Regions from separate parts of the Homo sapiens genome. Here regions 2 and 3 are each linked to region 1. A link is a loop called in an ENCODE intact Hi-C map of the cell type or tissue named here. Cell type or tissue: heart right ventricle. All regions are shown on one strand.

What was found. A loop is a pair of places that touch in the nucleus more often than their neighbours do. Peaks named below come from ENCODE experiments on the same cell type or tissue, not always from the same donor. Only the 100,000 strongest peaks of a DNase experiment are listed, where the experiment ranks them.
Region 2: a loop joins it to region 1, with 3 times the contacts of the local background. A loop is called at or near these places in 13 of 110 quality-filtered maps.
Region 3: it touches region 1 in a loop (4-fold over the local background); 23 of 110 quality-filtered maps call a loop at or near these places.

The regions. Positions count from the first base shown.
Region 1 is chr17:40,475,262-40,477,761 of GRCh38, forward strand. It overlaps TNS4 (tensin 4), which reads right to left. Exons shown (of 13, transcript NM_032865.6): 13 at 573-2,468. The coding sequence ends at 2,327. Among named protein-coding and RNA genes, the nearest start is that of TNS4, 25 kb to the right of the region's middle. In heart right ventricle, a CTCF peak has its summit at 1,025 (motif pointing left); a DNase peak (open chromatin) is centred at 1,060; H3K27ac peaks cover 529 bases.
Region 2 is chr17:40,357,294-40,359,793 of GRCh38, forward strand. RARA (retinoic acid receptor alpha) reads left to right here. Exons shown (of 9, transcript NM_000964.4): 9 at 1-350. Among named protein-coding and RNA genes, the nearest start is that of GJD3-AS1, 4.3 kb to the right of the region's middle. In heart right ventricle, CTCF peaks have their summits at 1,362 (motif pointing right) and 1,568; a DNase peak (open chromatin) is centred at 1,368; H3K27ac peaks cover 1,141 bases.
Region 3 is chr17:40,398,127-40,400,626 of GRCh38, forward strand. It overlaps TOP2A (DNA topoisomerase II alpha), which reads right to left. Exons shown (of 35, transcript NM_001067.4): 22 at 2,403-2,500; 23 at 2,083-2,283; 24 at 1,746-1,941; 25 at 914-1,005; 26 at 647-811; 27 at 432-515. Among named protein-coding and RNA genes, the nearest start is that of TOP2A, 19 kb to the right of the region's middle. In heart right ventricle, CTCF peaks have their summits at 1,156 (motif pointing right) and 1,362; no DNase peak of the experiment used is centred here.

The sequences.
Region 1 (2,500 bases):
AGACAGGGTCTCCCTATGTTGCCCAGGCTGGTCTCGAACTCCTAGGTTCAATCCATCCTCCCGCTTTGGCCTCCCAAAGTGCTGGGATTACAGGTGCGAGCCACCACACCCGACCACAGTCCAGCTCTTCAGGGCGGAGCTGGCAGCTCTGGGGCCATCTGGGTTCGGGGACTCTTCCGGACTCCTCTTGAGGGGTTCATGTTTTGCCCGCCTCTCCTTGTCTCTCAGTGGGGGCTGAGTGAGACCTTGGAATCCGTCAGGGGCACCGTACACACTCACTTTGGGCCCCGGGAAATCACAATCCTTTTGTTTCCCTGGCAGAGTGGCAGGAAAGGGGCGATGAAGAAAGAAGAACAAGCGTGTTGGGCATGTGGGGGACACAGAGTGGTTTAAGCAATGGTTTACGAAGTGGAAGCCTGCTGAGCCTGTAGCGCCGTGGCCAGGGGTGCGGGAGGGAGTGTGGCACACCTGGTCTCCCCTAAGACACAGCCACGCCCTCCCAAGTCAGTCCCCCTTCTCTCTTCAGGTCTCCATTTCCAAGGGCACAGCCCTGACTGCCTCAGAACTTACTGTTTTGCAAAGACAAACATTTTATTTTTCATGATAGGAGCTGTAGCAGAGTATATGGGGGCCTCTGCCAGCCCCCAGGCTGGGACTGGGGCCTGTGACCTTGAGAACCTCATCTCACATTCTGCAGACTTTGGCGGCGGGGCAGTGCTCGACCACTGGCTGGGTGGGCTGGTCTCAGCCTCTCCTGCAGGCCCAGGGCTGAAATCATAACCGTCAGGCCCAGCCTTGGCCAAAGATAATGCAACTTTGGCAGGGCTGGCTGCTGGGAGGGGGCAGGCACTTGCTCCTCGTAGAGCAAGAGTGGGTTTCTTCCCTGACCCTCCCTTCCACCCCGGTAGGGTGGTTTCCTTAGGAACTCAGGCCTGCGGGAGAAATGGTTCCAGCTTCTGGAGGCTGGGTGGGGGTGGGGTGGGGGTGGGTGTGGGATAGAGCCCAGCTCCTCCAAGCCTCTTAGGGAAGCGGCCTCTTTGCATTCTTGACTCTCTGCTTCCCCCGTGTGGCTGTGAGGCTGGTTGAAGCCACATAGCAGTAGAGGGGCGTGTGTGTGTGTGTGTGTGTGTGTGTGTGTGTGTGTGTGTGTGTGTGTGTGTGTGTGTGTTGGAGCGTGGGTTGGGGGAGGGCTCAGCAAGACAGGAGCTGAGGCAGAATCACAGAGAGATGGCCCTTATCTCTGCCCCCGCCGCCTAATATGCAACATTAGGGCAGCTACGATACCAGCTTTGGAATACTCGCCTATCAAGGAATGGAAAGAAGCTGGGCTGGGTGGCTTGCGCCTGTAATCCCAGCACTTTGGGAGGCCGAAGCAGGTGGATTACCTGCGGTCAGGAGTTCAAGACCAGCCTGGCCAACATGGTGAAACCCTGTCTCTACTAAAAATACAAAATTAGCTGGGTGAGTTGCACATGCCTGTAATCCCAGCTACTTGGGAGCCTGAGGCAGGATAATTGCTTGAACCTGGGAGGTGGAGGTTGCAGTGAGCCTAGATCACACCACTGCAGTTCAGCCTGGGTGACAGTGAGACTCTGTCTCAAAAAAAAATAAAAATAAAAACCAAGTGGAAAGAAAAGATGGGGTGATACTCATCTGCAAGGGGGTGCAGGACAGCTGGGTCTCCTCTGACCATGGGGACAAGTTCCCCCTGCTGAGCTGCCCTAAATACCACACCCAGCTTGGCCTGCAGCATCCTGGCTGGGTGGACCCAAAAAGCCACCCAGAAAGTGGGAAAAGGAACAGAGGAACAGATATGGAAGGAAATAGAGTCTATCCATTCCTGTTTTGTAGTCAGTTCTTGACCATCACCAGCTGCAAGCCAGGAGCCCCGTGGGTCACCGCCAGGCACCTGCTGTCTGCCACGAAACAGGGGCTGCAGGTCTCTTGCTCAGACTGTTGTGTGGGCAGGGCCCAGGTCGATGGGGTCAGAGGGTCCTTGGAGGTTATTTTCATGCAGGGGTCTTCAGAGGTGTGCATGCTTCAGAATCATGGAGGAGCATGTTCAAATGCCCACCAGCATCTAAGAACAGCTGATCTTGTCTATTGGTCTTCTTCTATGATTGAGGAAACTGAGGCCCGGGGGGTCTGGATGATGGTGACTGCTGAAGGCCATAGCAGGTTCAAGGGTGTCAACTTGATGCCAATCCCCCTAGTCCCATAGATTGGTCTGTCAATATGGCCACAAGCCACACCCATTCAGGGGGTGGAGGGGGGCTCCTTAGCGAGCCCCTGGAGGTGTTGGTTAGGTGCACAGGCAGTCTCTCCCCTACATCCTTTCTGCGTCCTGCAGCAGAGCAGTCACCAGGCCGATGACCTGCGAGGCTGGCTGGACCATGTCATACTCCGCAAAGAGGTGGCATACGTTCTCCTGAGGCTCTGTCTGGCTCTTGGCCACAAACCCAAAGATCCTGGTGGGGGAGGGCAGTCTGAGTGAGGGGTG
Region 2 (2,500 bases), 120 kb before region 1:
ACCCCCATAGGGCCCCCAGACACCACACACATGCGCGTGCGCACACACACAAACACACACACACTGGACAGTAGATGGGCCGACACACACTTGGCCCGAGTTCCTCCATTTCCCTGGCCTGCCCCCCACCCCCAACCTGTCCCACCCCCGTGCCCCCTCCTTACCCCGCAGGACGGGCCTACAGGGGGGTCTCCCCTCACCCCTGCACCCCCAGCTGGGGGAGCTGGCTCTGCCCCGACCTCCTTCACCAGGGGTTGGGGCCCCTTCCCCTGGAGCCCGTGGGTGCACCTGTTACTGTTGGGCTTTCCACTGAGATCTACTGGATAAAGAATAAAGTTCTATTTATTCTACACATGCCTCCAGCCTTGCTGCCTCCACCCCCTCCTCTTGGCGTCTGGTCTGGGGGCTTGGGATGGGTTTCGTCATGTGCTCTGGGCCTGTGATGGCCAGGAATGAGCACTGGGGCCAAGGGGCTGGCCAGGGCACCCTTCCAAGCTGCCTTCTGAGGCTTACCTTGTGCTGGGGTCTTTGGAGATGCTGAGAAGGAGAAAGTCCTGCCCCTTGGGAAGCCCTCAGTCTGGGGATCCACACTGCCCATGTCAAGGAGCCCCAGTCTGGGAGTGGGAGAGAAGAGGAGGAAAGCTGCCCCCACCTTCAGGGAACCCCCAGTCTGAGGGAGGAAGCCGGAGCCACCCCTAGACATTTCTGGTCCTTGGGAAGCCTTCACCATCACGGCAGGAATGACAGATGGCACAGGAGCTGGGGTCAGGGACTCATAGAAACCTAACAAGAGGCCTGGCGCAGTGGCTCATGCCTGTAATTCCAGCACTTTGGGAGGCTGAGGTGGGCGGATCACTTGAGGTCAGGAGTTCAAAACCAGCCTGGCCAACATGGTGAAACCCCGTCTCTACTAAAAATACAAAAAAGTTAGCTGGGCGTGGTGGCGGGCGCCTGTAATCCCAGCTATTAGGGAGGCTGAGGCAAGAGAATTGCTTGAACCTGGGAGCTGGAGCTTGCAGTGAGCCGAGATCGTGCCATTGCACTCCAGCCTGGGCGACAGAGCAGGACTCCGTCTCAAATAAGAAAGAAAGAAAGAAAAAGAAAGAAGGAAGGAAGGAAAGAAAGGAGAAAGGAAAGGGAAAGGACGAAAGAGAAAGAAAGGGAAGGAAAGAAAGGACAGAAAGGAAAGAAAGAAAGAAAGAAAAGAAAAAAGAAAGAAGAAAGAAAGGAAAGAAAGAAAGAAAAAGAAGAAAGAAACTTAACAAGAACACAGGATTGGGATGGAAGCTGTGGGGGCCTAGCCGGGAGGGAGTAAGGCAAAGGGTTCCTTCTGCTAGAGGCTGCCTGCCATTTCTACATTAACCACCAGGTGGCGGCAGCGCCTTGCTTGACTCACCGGCCGCCCTAGGCTGGAGGCAACCGCGGGGACCGAGGCGCTTTTCCTCCAGTAAATATTTTCTAACATCTTTACGAGTCTGAAATGAAATCTAACATACTGTACCTGTACACGTGATTTCACAGATCAATATGTTGTCACAACCGTATTATAAAGGATAAATTGAGGGGCAGTGCTATGTGTTTCAATAGATTAATGCTTGCCCCTCTTTTGAATGAATACATTTGGATTTAAAAGAAGGTTGGAAGCCATTCTGTACAAGAAGCCCAGGAACATTAAAGAGCATGGGTGGATGTTGGAATAAAAATCGGCATGTTTGATCTATAATAAAACAATGCAAAAAAAGCCCAAACAAAACCCTTAATGGTTTTTTCTTTATCTTTTCTTTTCTTTTATTTTTTGAGACAGAGTCTTGCTGTGTCACCCAGGCTGGAGGGCAGTGGCGCAATCTCGGCTCACTGCAAGCTCCGCCTCCCGGGTTCACGCCATTGCCATTCTCCTGCCTCAGCCTCCCCAGCAGCTGGGACTACTGGCACACGTCGCCACACCCGGCTAATTTTTGTATTTTTAGTAGAGACGGGGTTTCACTGTGTTGGCCAGGATGGTCTCGATCTCCTGACCTCATGATCCGCCCGCCTCGGCCTCCCAAAGTGCTGGGATTACAGGCGTGAGCCACCGTGCCTGGCCTCAAAACCCTTAATGTTTTACATGTAAAACAGGGTTTGGGCCCAGGGTTTTCACTTATGCCAATGTCCAGTTGGACATTCTAAAGTTGTGCCTGAGGCTGGGCGCAGTGGCGCAAGCCTGTAATCTCAGAACTTTGGGAGGCAGAGGCTGACGGATCACTTGAGTCCAGGAGTTCAAGACCAGCCTGGGCAACATGGTGAAACCCTGCCTCTACAAAAAAAAATACAAAAATTAGCCTAGCCTTGTAGTGTGCATCTGTGGTGTCAGCTACTTGGGGGGGGGGCTCAGGTGGGAGAGTTGCTGGATCCCTGGAGGTTGAGGCTGCAGTGAGCCGTGATAACACCACTGCACTCTAGTCTGGGCAACAGATGGAGACCCTGTCTCAAAGAATAAAAATAAAAACAAAAAAGTTGTGCC
Region 3 (2,500 bases), 77 kb before region 1:
TTTTTGAGACGGAGTCTTGCTGTGTTGCCTAGGCTGGAGTGCAGTGGTGTGATCTCGGTTCACTGCAACCTCTGCCTCTCGGTTCAAGCAATTCTCCTGCCTCAGCCTCCTGAGTAACTGGTATGCACCATCATGCCTGGCTAATTTTTGTGTTTTTAGTAGAAATGGGGTTTTACCATGTTGGCCAGGCTGGTCTTGAACCCCTGACCTCAAGTGATCCACCCAACTCAGCCTTCCAAAATGCTGGGATTACCAGCGTGAGCCACTGCACCTGGCCAATAATCTGTTCTTTTATACGCTATTTGGAATTTATCCTTATGCCTCTTATTTTCTTTTTATTGCCAATTGTGAACTATCTTGACAAAGGTATACTGCTGGAATATATTATTTCATTAATAAAAATTCTAACATGGGCATTATAAACTACATACCTCCAATTCTTCAATAAATGTAGCCAAGTCTTCTTTCCACAAATCTGATGGACTCTTTCTTTTTAATGTGTCCAGCTCTTGTTCCTTCATAAGATAATTACAAAATTGAGTTAATATATGTATACAAGCAGCATTTTCATGCAACACACAATTTTACTTTTACCATTAGAATAGAACAAAACTAAGCAGCATGTACCATCCTACTATCAACTCACTTTTTCATTTCTTAGCCTGCAGAGTTCATCTTTCTTTTCCTTGGTTAAATACCAAAGGGGCATATCAAGAAGATAGTTGAAGGTTGGTCCAGAATCTGTTACGGAGTCACTCTTTTCAGTTTCCTTTTCGTTGTCACTCTCTTCATTTTCTTCTTCATCTGGAACCTAAAGGATTAATTAAAATCTAGCTTTATTAGAAAATGTGAAACATAAACATTGTACAATACATAGTCTTTAACAATATAGAAAAGTGCCACCCAAGATTACCTTTTGCTGGGCTTCTTTCCAGGCCTTCACAGGATCCGAATCATATCCCCTCTGAATCAGAACTTTAATTAATTCTTTCTTAGGCTTATTTTCTATTTTTAAAAAAGTAAACAGAGATAATGATTTTGAGTAATATTTTAGGAAGGGGATAAGGTTTTACACAAGTCAAAAGTTTAAAACTGGAAATTAAACTGTCTTCGTGCTTGCATAAATTTGTATATCCCGGTATACAGGCAAGTCTCCCTAAACCATTGACAAATGTAAATTACCACAAGGGGGCAGTCAAATCATATATGATCAAATCATTTTTTTTTGGAGACAGGGTCTCTCTCACTCTTGTGTCCAGGCTGGAGTGCAGTGGCACTACCTAGGCTCACTGCAGCCTTGACCTCCCCAGCTCAAGTGCTGAGATTACAGGCATGCGCCACCACACCCAGAGAGTAGAAGCCATTCGTAATCTTCCTGCCTTTTTTTTTTTTTACCATCAGATTTATTATCTCTTCTCTGTCTCTTTTATTTTCTGTTCCTGTAGACATGATTAGTGTATCTATTCTCTTGGTCAATCAGTTTATGCAAGGTCTTCTAGCTCTCTATTCTCCTCATGTCTAATTGTCAACTAAATCTTGATTTCTCAAGATGCTCAGTCAAGGAAACATCATCTCTTTCAAACTATAAATACCTAATCAGATATTTTAAAGAAATGCGTGTATAAGTGACCAGGTGAATTAAATGGATTTTGCCTCTTTCTCCACCATTACTCTCACCAAAAATGTTTAAAGAAAGTTTGGCGTAACTAGAGTTTTAGTAAGCAGTTATTATTCCCAAAACATACCAATGATTATTTTGCCATCTATTTTCTCTAAGATAAAGCGAGCCTGATTATTCAGTTTAGCAGATTCAGCACCAAGCATTCCTAGGAGCCATTCTTTTCTTAATCCATAATATTTAAGTCTGAGTTCAAAAAAGTCTCTTAGAATATCCAACACCGTGTCATATTTCTTTAAACAGCCTACGTGGTCAAAAAGCACCTGAAAAAGGAAAACAAGATTAGAGCCAAGAATAGACAAATTGGCTAAACTTTATAAAGGTAGACTAAGATATACTTTTAAAATTGATATTAATCTTTAATATAAATTGAAACGTGTACATCTCACAAAACAAATACATACCATAGAGTTGCATGTGAGACTAGTTTGGAGTTTGAAGACTTTGTGTAGTCCAACTCTCTCTGCCTCTGCCAGTTTTTCTTCAGTCATCTTCACAACAAATTTCACAGTGGTATCTGTATGGTATTCCCTATAGTCTGTTATGAGAGGAGGTGTCTTCTCGGTGCCATTCAACATGGGTTCTAGAACTTGTTCTTTGTATGTCTAAAGAAAGAAATAATCCTGAAGTTTCTAAAATATAGGCTTCTGAATAGTCAACAGCAATAGTACAAAAGGTATTTCTTTTGATCACAAACCTAAAAAAGAAATCCATAATTATTTACCTGGGTCCATGTTCTGACGGGAAGCTCTGAGATTTCAATGGTTGTAGAATTAAGAATAGCTACTTCACCACTAATCACATATTGATTTGGAGCCAGTT